2 separate regions of the Homo sapiens genome follow, and region 1 is linked to region 2. Evidence: read pairs that join two places in POLR2A ChIA-PET (ENCODE). Cell type or tissue: GM12878. All regions are shown on one strand. Links, peaks and the distances in the headings refer to the core of each region. The heading gives the core; the rest is flanking DNA.

Region 1 (4,390 bases), core at 327-4,326, 110 kb before region 2:
TTCCCACCCCATCCCTTTCTTCCAGTTATTAGGAGTCAGGTGTTGAGCAGGGCAGACTCCTAAGATACCCTCAGTGTCCAAGGTGCCTAGGCTGAGGTGAACTAGGTGCCTTCTTCCCTAGGACTGCCGGATGCAGCTGAGTGATGAGGAAGGCTGCTGCTGTTTCCCTCTGGATGGGCACTTGCTCTGCCATGGTTGCCACATGCAGCGGCTCAATGCCCGACAACCCCCTGCCAACTATATCTGAGCTGCAATCACTGCTGCTGCTGTCACCCTGCAGACAAACTGCTGTGGCCAGTGGGCCCCTCTGAGGCCAGCCAAGGCAAAGAATGCACTCTGCAGGCCTGGCAGAAGAGTCCTCTGGGGAGGACCCCAAGGGCCGGAGACCCAAAGATCATGATATTCCAAATGGATTGTGGAAGAGAAACCTTATATTTACCAGGGTGGGGGCGACTGGCCTTTTTCCCATGTGTGCAGTCTGAGCTTAGGCACACACAGGAGGGTTCCAGGACTTTCTGAACATCTGATTCTGTATCTTCAGTATATATATTTTGTTTGTTTTAGAGATGGGATCTCACCATGTTGCCCAGGCTAGTCTTGAACTCCTGGGCTCGAATGATCCTCCCACCTTGGCCTCCCAAAGTGCTGGGATTATAGGCGTAAGCCACTGTGTCTGGCCTAGTGTATGATTATGCATGAGTCACGCAATGTTCTGGTCCTGGATTCCAGGAGTAGAGGACCTAGCTTTAAATCAATTAGTTTCAGCTAAACTGACTAGAACCAAATCAAAGTGTAATTCTCCCTCCAGCTCCCCCAAACCCCAGAGTTTTGGGGTTGTGGTTGATGCAGTGTGGGATGTCCCTGAGAGGTAGCAAGTCTAGGGTGGTGAGTTCCTGCTAGGCAACCAAATTTAAGCTCCTCACTTTTTGTGACACATGGTGTCAGATATGGGGTCCCGCACCTATATCTGGATGAAGAGGTAGAAACTCTGGACCTCATTAATGAGTTATTTCTTGGCCTTCTTCTAAGGACTAGGAGAGCTCCTTATCTGTCTGAGAATGGGGACCAGCTCTGAGTGGGGTTGCTGCCTGTATTCCCTGTTTCTCAGGAACTTACATGGGTCTGGGGAGGCTAGGTAGGTGATTGTACGTGGTTGCTCTTCTCCTTGGCTGGGGGAGGTAATGAGCAGATCTCTGTGGGTGTGGAGCTTGTTGGGGGGATGTCTAGGAAGCTTCAGCTTAGCCACATTCCCAAGTTTAGGTGCACTGAGCCATATAGCCCAGTGTATGCATGTGTGGGTGTGTTCATGCACACACACACTCTCTCTCTTGTCTCTCTGTCTCTCTCTCACTCTTTCTTACTCTCTTCTCAGGTCACTTGTACACTTGGTTTCCTAGTAGAAGCTCACTTGCCACCTCTCAGAGGGGTCCCGGATTGCATCCATCACAATCCCAAAACTAGAGTTGGGGGGAACTGGAGGGAGCAAAACACTGATTTGATACTAGTCAGTTTGCTTGAAACTAGTTCACCTAAAGCTAGATCTCTTAAAACCAATTTACTGAAAACTTGTTTGCTTAAAGTTAATGACTTAATGACTAATTTGCCAAAAGCTCAATTCCTATTTTGGTGTGTTTATATCCATTTAGGTGTCCTATTCTTTTTTGTCATGCTTTGGATATTTCAAGGATTTATATCTATTCATCCAAGAGTACTTCTGAGCTATTATCAGCAACATAAATTTATCAAATTTGCAGCACTTTGTAAATGATGAGATTGCTTCCTACCTTTATGGATGTCTTTTTCTATGTTATCTACCATTCAAAAACTTTTTTAAAAAGTTTAAAGTTTCTAGCAATAAATACAATTGGTACAGACATTTTGTGTATCATTTTTTTGTTTCTTAATCCAATATTCCTTTACAAATTAAATGCCTTGAAAAATATAATGGAGTTCAATGTGATTTTGATGCTTTGGTCTAACTTCTACATTCCTACTGTTAAAAAGGCCAGTATATCTTAAACAAATGAATAGGCATGAGGCATATTCAGTTGACTTACAATGAAAAGTTATACAGACAACAGTAATAACTAAAAGGGTGAATCTGCTAAATCCTTTTGAAATGCTGCAGATTTGATAAATATTTATTTTAGACTAATTGGTTTTAGGTGAATTGGTTTTAGGCAAATTAATTTAGTAATCTTTGATCTTTAGTCTTCATTTTCTGTCACTCAGTGAGTTTCTTACTGGAAATGATGACTCCTGACAACAGAATTTCCACATTTGGGGGCTATTCTAAGGTGACTATGCCAGCCAACCTGGGAAATACATAAAAGAGATCTCTGAGTGAGAGGGAAAGAGGTCAGATTTATACAACTGAGCGCCAGAGGGGAAAATGCACCTTGTTGGAGTGAGAAATGTTCTGAAACTGAATTACTTCTTGTACAGCTGAGATAGCTTCTTCTGAACTATTATTAAATAAGTGAATACAAAGGCCCTATGATGGGAAATCCAGACAAGCTTGTGTAACTTTACATCCATCCCCTCAGGGATATTTTTTTTTTTTTTTTTTTTTTTGAGACAGAGTCTCACTCTGTCGCCCAGGCTGGAGTGCAGTGGCGCTATCTCGGCTCACTGCAAGCTCCGCCTCCCGGATTCACACCATTCTCCTGCCTCAGCCTCCCAAGTAGCTGGGACTACAGGCGCCCGCCACCACACCCGGCTAATTTTTGTATTTTTAGTAGAGACGGGGTTTCACTGTGTTAGCCAGGCTGGTCTCGATCTCCTGACCTTGTGATCTGCCTGTCTCGGCCTCCCAAAGTGCTGGGATTACAGGCATGAGCCACTGTGCCCGGCTCTCAGGGTTTTTTTTTTTGACAGAATCTCGCTCTCTTGCCCAGGCTGAAGTGCAATGGTGCAATCTCAGCTCACTGCAACCTCCGTCTCCTGGGTTCAAGTGATTCTCCTGCCTCAGCCTCCTGAGTAGCTGGGATTATAGGCCGGCGCCACCACACCTGGCTAATTTTTGTATTTTTAGTAGAGACAGGGTTTTGCCATGTTGGCCAGGGTGATCTCAAACTCCTGACCTCAGGTAATCCGCCTGCCTTGGCCTCCCAAAGTGCTGGGATTACAGTTGTCAGCCACTGAGCCCTGCCTCTTTTTTTTTTTTTTTTTTTTAAGAGTTGGGAGTCTTGCCCAGGCACAGTGGCTCACCCCTGTAATCCCAGCACTTTGGGAGGCTGAGGTGGGAGGATCATGAGGTCAGGAGATCAAGACCATCCTGGCCAACATGATGAAACCTCGTCTCTACTAACAATAAAAAAATTAGCCAGGCATGGTGGGGTGCACCTGTAGTCCCAGCTACTTGGGAGGCTGAGGCAGGAGAATCGCTTGAACCCGGGAGGCGGAGATTGCAGTTAGCCATCGCGCCACTGCACTCCAGCCTGGGCAACAGAGCAAGACTCCATCTCAAAAAGAAAAAAAAAGGCCAGGTGCGGTGGCTCACACCTGTAATCCCAGTACTTTGGGAGGCCGTGGCAGGCAGATCACGAGGTCAGGAGATTGAGACCATCCTGGCTAACACGGTGAAACCCCGTCTCTACTAAAAGTACAAAAAATTAGCCAGGCGTGGTGGTGGGCTCCTGTAGTCCCAGCTACTCGGGAGGCTGAGGCAGGAGAATGGCGTGAACCCGAGAGGCAGAGGTTGCAGTGAGCTGAGATCATGCCAGTGCACTCCAGCCTCGGCAACAGAGCAAGCCTCCATCTCAAAAAAAAAAAAAAAAAAAAAGAGTTGGGAGTCTCACTCTGTCACCCAGGCTGGAGTGCAGTGGCACAATTATGGCTCACTGCAATCTCTGCCTCCCGGGTTCAAGCGATTCTCCCGCCTCAGCCTCCCAAGTAGCTGGGACTACAGGTGTGCACAACCATGACTGGCTAAGTTTAAAAAATTTTTTTTTAGAGACAGCATCTCACTATGTTGCCCAGGCTGGTCTTGAATTTCTGGCCTCAAGTGATCTCCCACTTTGGCCTCCTAAGTCACTGGGATTACAAGCATGAGCTTCTGTGCCCAGCTCCTGACCCTTTGTTTCTTACTCTGATTTTGGCCTCTTCTGTTCCTGATCCGACTCATTCCTTTCTAGGTCTGTGCTGATTGTCCTAGCCTTGGGGCTCCCCAAGACTCTGTTCTTGCCACTGAGGCTACTTCTTCCTGAGGAAAAATAAATGATAACAGCTGATAAGGGCAGGCCATGAAAAAAGAGCAGTCCTAGCCACCCCAGCACCATCACTGGCAGGCTCCCAGGTGTACCCTGCATCACAAGAGCTTCCCTTCTTCCTATTTGCTGGGAGACTAATCCTCCTCAATATTTCTGTTTAGTATTTACAGTTTTTTAGT
Region 2 (4,390 bases), core at 199-4,198:
AATCCCAGCACGTTGGGAGGTCGAGGTGGGCAGATCATGAGATCAGGAGATCAAGACCATCCTGGCTAACACGGTGAAAACCCGTCTCTACTAAAAACACACAAAAAAATTAGCCGGGCATGGTGACAGGGTCCCGCTACTTGGTAGGCTGAGGCAGGAGAATGGCATGAACCCAGGAGGCAGAGCTTGCAGTGAGCCAAGATTGCACCACTGCACTCCAGCCTGGGCAGCAGAGCTAGACTCCGTCTCGGAAAAAAAAAAAAAAAAAAAAAAAGAGAGGTCCCTGGGGGCAGGGAAAAAAAAGGATAAATAAACATAGGAAGTAGTCTCTATTCTATAGAAAAATACTGAAGGATACAGGTTGGCTGTTCCTTGAGTAGAGCTCAGGATCTGAGCATAATTTCTCATAGCTCTTGGCCCCAGCTTTGGGCTCTTTGTGCTCTGCCCTCTGAGCCACCTTTCCTTTTTATAGAAAGGCTCATGCTTGCAGCTGTGTTGTTTTCTCAGCCTGCTTTTGCTGCAGAAGTGTGGGGGTCAAGACTGGGCATGGTGGCTCATGCCTGTAATCCCAGCACTATGGGAGGCCGAGGCAGGTGGATCACTTGAGGTCAGGAGTTCAAGACCAGCCTGGGCAACATTGTGAAACCCCGTCTCTACTAAATATACAAAAATGAGCCAGGCATGGTGACACACGCCTGTAATCCCAGCTACTGGGGAGTATGAGGTGGGAGAATCACTTGAACCTAGGAGGTAGAGGCTGCAGTGAGCCAAGATCATGCCACTGCACTCCAGCCTGGGTGACAGGGTGTGAGGCTCCATCTGAAAAAAAAAAAAAAAAAAAAAAAAAAAAAAAAGTTTGGGGGTCCAAAAACTTCTTCTTATTTTGTATTCCCTCTATCTGTTTCAATACAAGCTGGTAGCATTTCTGCCAATACAATTTTCTTAAAACTTTTGCGAATCTCCATTAAATCTTATTGGGGTTCACTCAATTAGATAAAAGTTGTACTCACAAATCTCTTTGAGATAAACTCTTTTCTAACTCAGGCTTCAGTTTAGACTGCTGAGGGGCAACACTCATAAGCTTCTTCTTTTTTTTTTTTTTTTGATGGAGTCTCGCTCTGTCACCCAGGCTGTAGTGCAGTGGCGCAGTCTCGGCTCACTGCAACCTCTGCCTCCTGGGTTCAAGTGATTCTCCTGCCTCAGCCTCCTGAGTAGCTGGAACTACCAGTGCCTGCCACTATGCCTGGCTAATTTTTGTATTTTTAGTAGAGACAGGGTTTCACCATATTGGCCAGGCTGGTCTCGAACTCCTGACCTTGTGATCTGCCCGCCTTGGCCTCCGGAAGTGCTGGGATTACAGGCATGAGCCACCGCGCCCAGCCATAGCTTCTTTTTAAAATTTTTTAGAGACAGGATCTTTCTCTGTCACACAGGTTAGAGTACAATAATACAATCATAGCTCACTGCAGTGTAGAACTCCTGGGTTCAAGTTATTCTCCTGCCTCATCCTCTGGAGTAGCTATGACTACAGGTGCATACTTTCATGCCCACTATTTTATTTTTATTTTTATTTTTATTTTTTTGAGACGGAGTCTCACTCTCTTGCCCAGGCTGTAGTGCAGTGGCGTGATCTTGGCTCACTGTAACCTCCACCACCTGGGTTCAAGCAATTCTCCTGCCTTAGCCTTCCGAGTAGCTGGGATTACAGGCATGTGCCACCACGCCCGGCTAATTTTTTTGTATTTTTAGTAGAGACAGTGTTTCACTATATTGGCCAGGCTGGTCATGAACTCCTGACCTTGTGATCCGCCTGCCTTGGACTCCCAAAGTGCTGGGAGCCACCGCACCAGGCCCATGCCCACTAATTTTAAAAATTTTTTTGTAGGATGGGACCATGCTATGTTGTCCAGGCTGGTCTTGAACTCCTGGCCTTAAGCAATCCTCCCACCTCGACCTTCTAGAGTTCTGGGATTACAGGTGTGACCCACCATGCCTGGCTCTTAAGATTCTTAAAAACTATATCGTTAGGCTGGGTGCTGTGGCTCATACCTGTAATCCCAGCACTTTGGGAGGCCGAGGTGGGTAGATCACATGAGGTCAGGAGTTTGAAACAGCCTGGCCAACATGGTGAAACCCTGTCTGTACTAAAAATACAAAAATTAGCCAGACATGGTGGTACGTTCCTGTAGTCCCAGCTACTCGGGAGGCCGAGGCAGGAGAATTGTTTGGACCCAGGAGGCGGAGGTTGCAGTGAGCTAAGATCATGCCACTGCACTCCAGCCTGGGTGACAGAGTGAGACTCTGTCTCAAAAAAAACCAAAACCAAAACCAAAAACCAAAAACCCCAAAAACCATATTGTTAGACTAAATGGTTTCCTGAGTACCACCTTAGATCCTTCTGATATTAACAAAGCATGTTACACTCAATCTTGGCTTTGTCTTTATACCATGTTTTCCTGAGAGTGCCCTGAATTTGATACTTGCCCAGAAGCTATTTAAAAAATTTAACATCATTTACTGTCTGGAGAGGCTGAGAATTTTAAAATCCAAAAATTCCTGGCTCTCTTTTTGTTTTTCTTTTGAGACGGAGTCTTGCTCTGTCGCCAGGCTGGAGTGCGATGGCGAGATCTCGGCTCACTACAACCTCCGCCTCCTGGGTTCAAGTGATTCTCCCGCCTCAGCCTCCCGAGAGTTGGGACTACAGGTGAGCGCCACCATGCCCAGCTAATTTTTGTATTTTTAGTAGAAACGGGGTTTTACCATGTTGGCTAGGATGGTCTTGATCTCTTGACCTTGTGATCTGCTCGCCTTGGCCTCCCAAAGTGCCTGGATTACAAGCGTGAGCCACCATGCCCGGCCTCCTGGCTCTTTTTAAGTGGTATTTTTTTTTCTTAGCTATCTATCTCGCACTTTACTATAAGCAGCAAAGAAGAAACCAGGTGTTAACTTCAACATTCTCCCTGAAAATCTCCTTAGCTAGATTTCCCATTCATTAATTACATTTTTTACTTTCCATGTTACTACACACTAACTATAGTTGCTAAACTTGCTGAATAACGAGAATCCTTTTTCTTCCAGTTTCTTTTTTTCTTTCTTTTTTTTTTTTTTTTTTGAGATGGAGTCTTGCTCTGTTGCCCAGGCTGGAGTGCAGTGGCACGATCTCAGCTCACTGCAAGCTCCGCCTCCCGGGTTCATGCCATTCTCCTGCCTCAGCCTCCCGAGTAACTGGGACTACAGGTGCCCACCACCAGACCTGGCTAATTTTTTGTATTTTTAGTAGAGATGGGGTTTCACTGTGTTAGCCAGGATGGTCTCAATCTCCTGACCTCGTGATCCGCCTGCTTCGGCCTCCCAAAGTGCTGGGATTAGAGGCGTGAGCCACCGCGCCCGGCCTCTTCCAGTTTTAAAACACATTTTCCTCACTTTCCTTAAGTCTTCACTGGCCGCCTCTTCAAAGACCATCATGTCTGGGTATGGTGGCTTGTGCCTATAATCTCAGTGACTTAGGATCAGTTGAGGCCAGGAATTTGAAATCAGCCTGGGCAACATAGCAAGACCCTGTCTTTAAAAAAAAAAAAAAAGAGGCCACTGTGGTTCTACTAACTGTCGCGTCCAGGCATTTTAGACTTTCACTAACACTCTTCTCAAAGTCTTTCCAGCTTCTGCCCTTTGCCGAATTTCAAAGTCATTCTTACATTTTAGTTGTTTGTCACAGCAGCACTCCACTTTTAGTACCCAAACCTATTAGTTATCTATTGCTGAATGAGAAATCATCCCAAAATTTCACAGCTTAAAATATAAAATAAACATTTATTGTTGTAATCATTTTATATTGGCCAGGAATTTGAAAGTGACTTACCTAGATGAACCTGGCTTAGGATCTCTCATTAGGTTGCAGTCCAAATGTTGGCCAGGACAGTAATCATCTGAAGGTTTGACCGTGGCTGGAGGATCTGCCTCCAAGATGGCTCACTCATATGCCTGGCAAGTTCATGCTGGCTGTTGGCAGGAGGCCTCAGTTCCTTACCTGTGGACCTCTCTATAAGACTTCTTGAGTGTCCTGCAGCATGGCAGCTAGCTTTCTTCAAAATGAGTGATCCAAAAGACAGCAAAACATATTTTTGATTTTAGATTTTAGATTTTTATAATGTCTTTTATTGCTTATTATTCTTGGAAGTCACACACTGTCACTGCTGCCAGACTCCATTAGAAACAAGTCACTGGCCAGGCAGGGTGGCTCACACCTGTTATCCCAGCACTTTGGGAGGCTGAGGCAGGTGGATCACCTGAGGTCAGGAGTTCAAGACTAGCCTGGCCAACATGGTCAAAAATTAGCCTGGTGTGGTGGCATGTGCCTGTAGTTCCAGCTACTCTAGAGGCTGAGGCAGAA

Evidence for each region. ChIA-PET counts read pairs that join two places held together with the same protein. Peaks named below come from ENCODE experiments on the same cell type or tissue, not always from the same donor. Only the 100,000 strongest peaks of a DNase experiment are listed, where the experiment ranks them.
Region 1: POLR2A ChIA-PET joins it to region 2 with 5 read pairs; 4 of 35 experiments call an interaction of 5 or more read pairs at or near these places.

The regions. Positions count from the first base shown.
Region 1 is chr14:22,969,300-22,973,689 of GRCh38, reverse strand. AJUBA (ajuba LIM protein) reads left to right here. Exons shown (of 8, transcript NM_032876.6): 8 at 122-2,513. The coding sequence ends at 247. Among named protein-coding and RNA genes, the nearest start is that of AJUBA, 11 kb to the left of the region's middle. In GM12878, for the core only: no CTCF peak of the experiment used is centred there; no DNase peak of the experiment used is centred there.
Region 2 is chr14:22,856,758-22,861,147 of GRCh38, reverse strand. No RefSeq gene overlaps it. Among named protein-coding and RNA genes, the nearest start is that of LRP10, 13 kb to the left of the region's middle. In GM12878, for the core only: no CTCF peak of the experiment used is centred there; a DNase peak (open chromatin) is centred at 2,387; H3K27ac peaks cover 239 bases.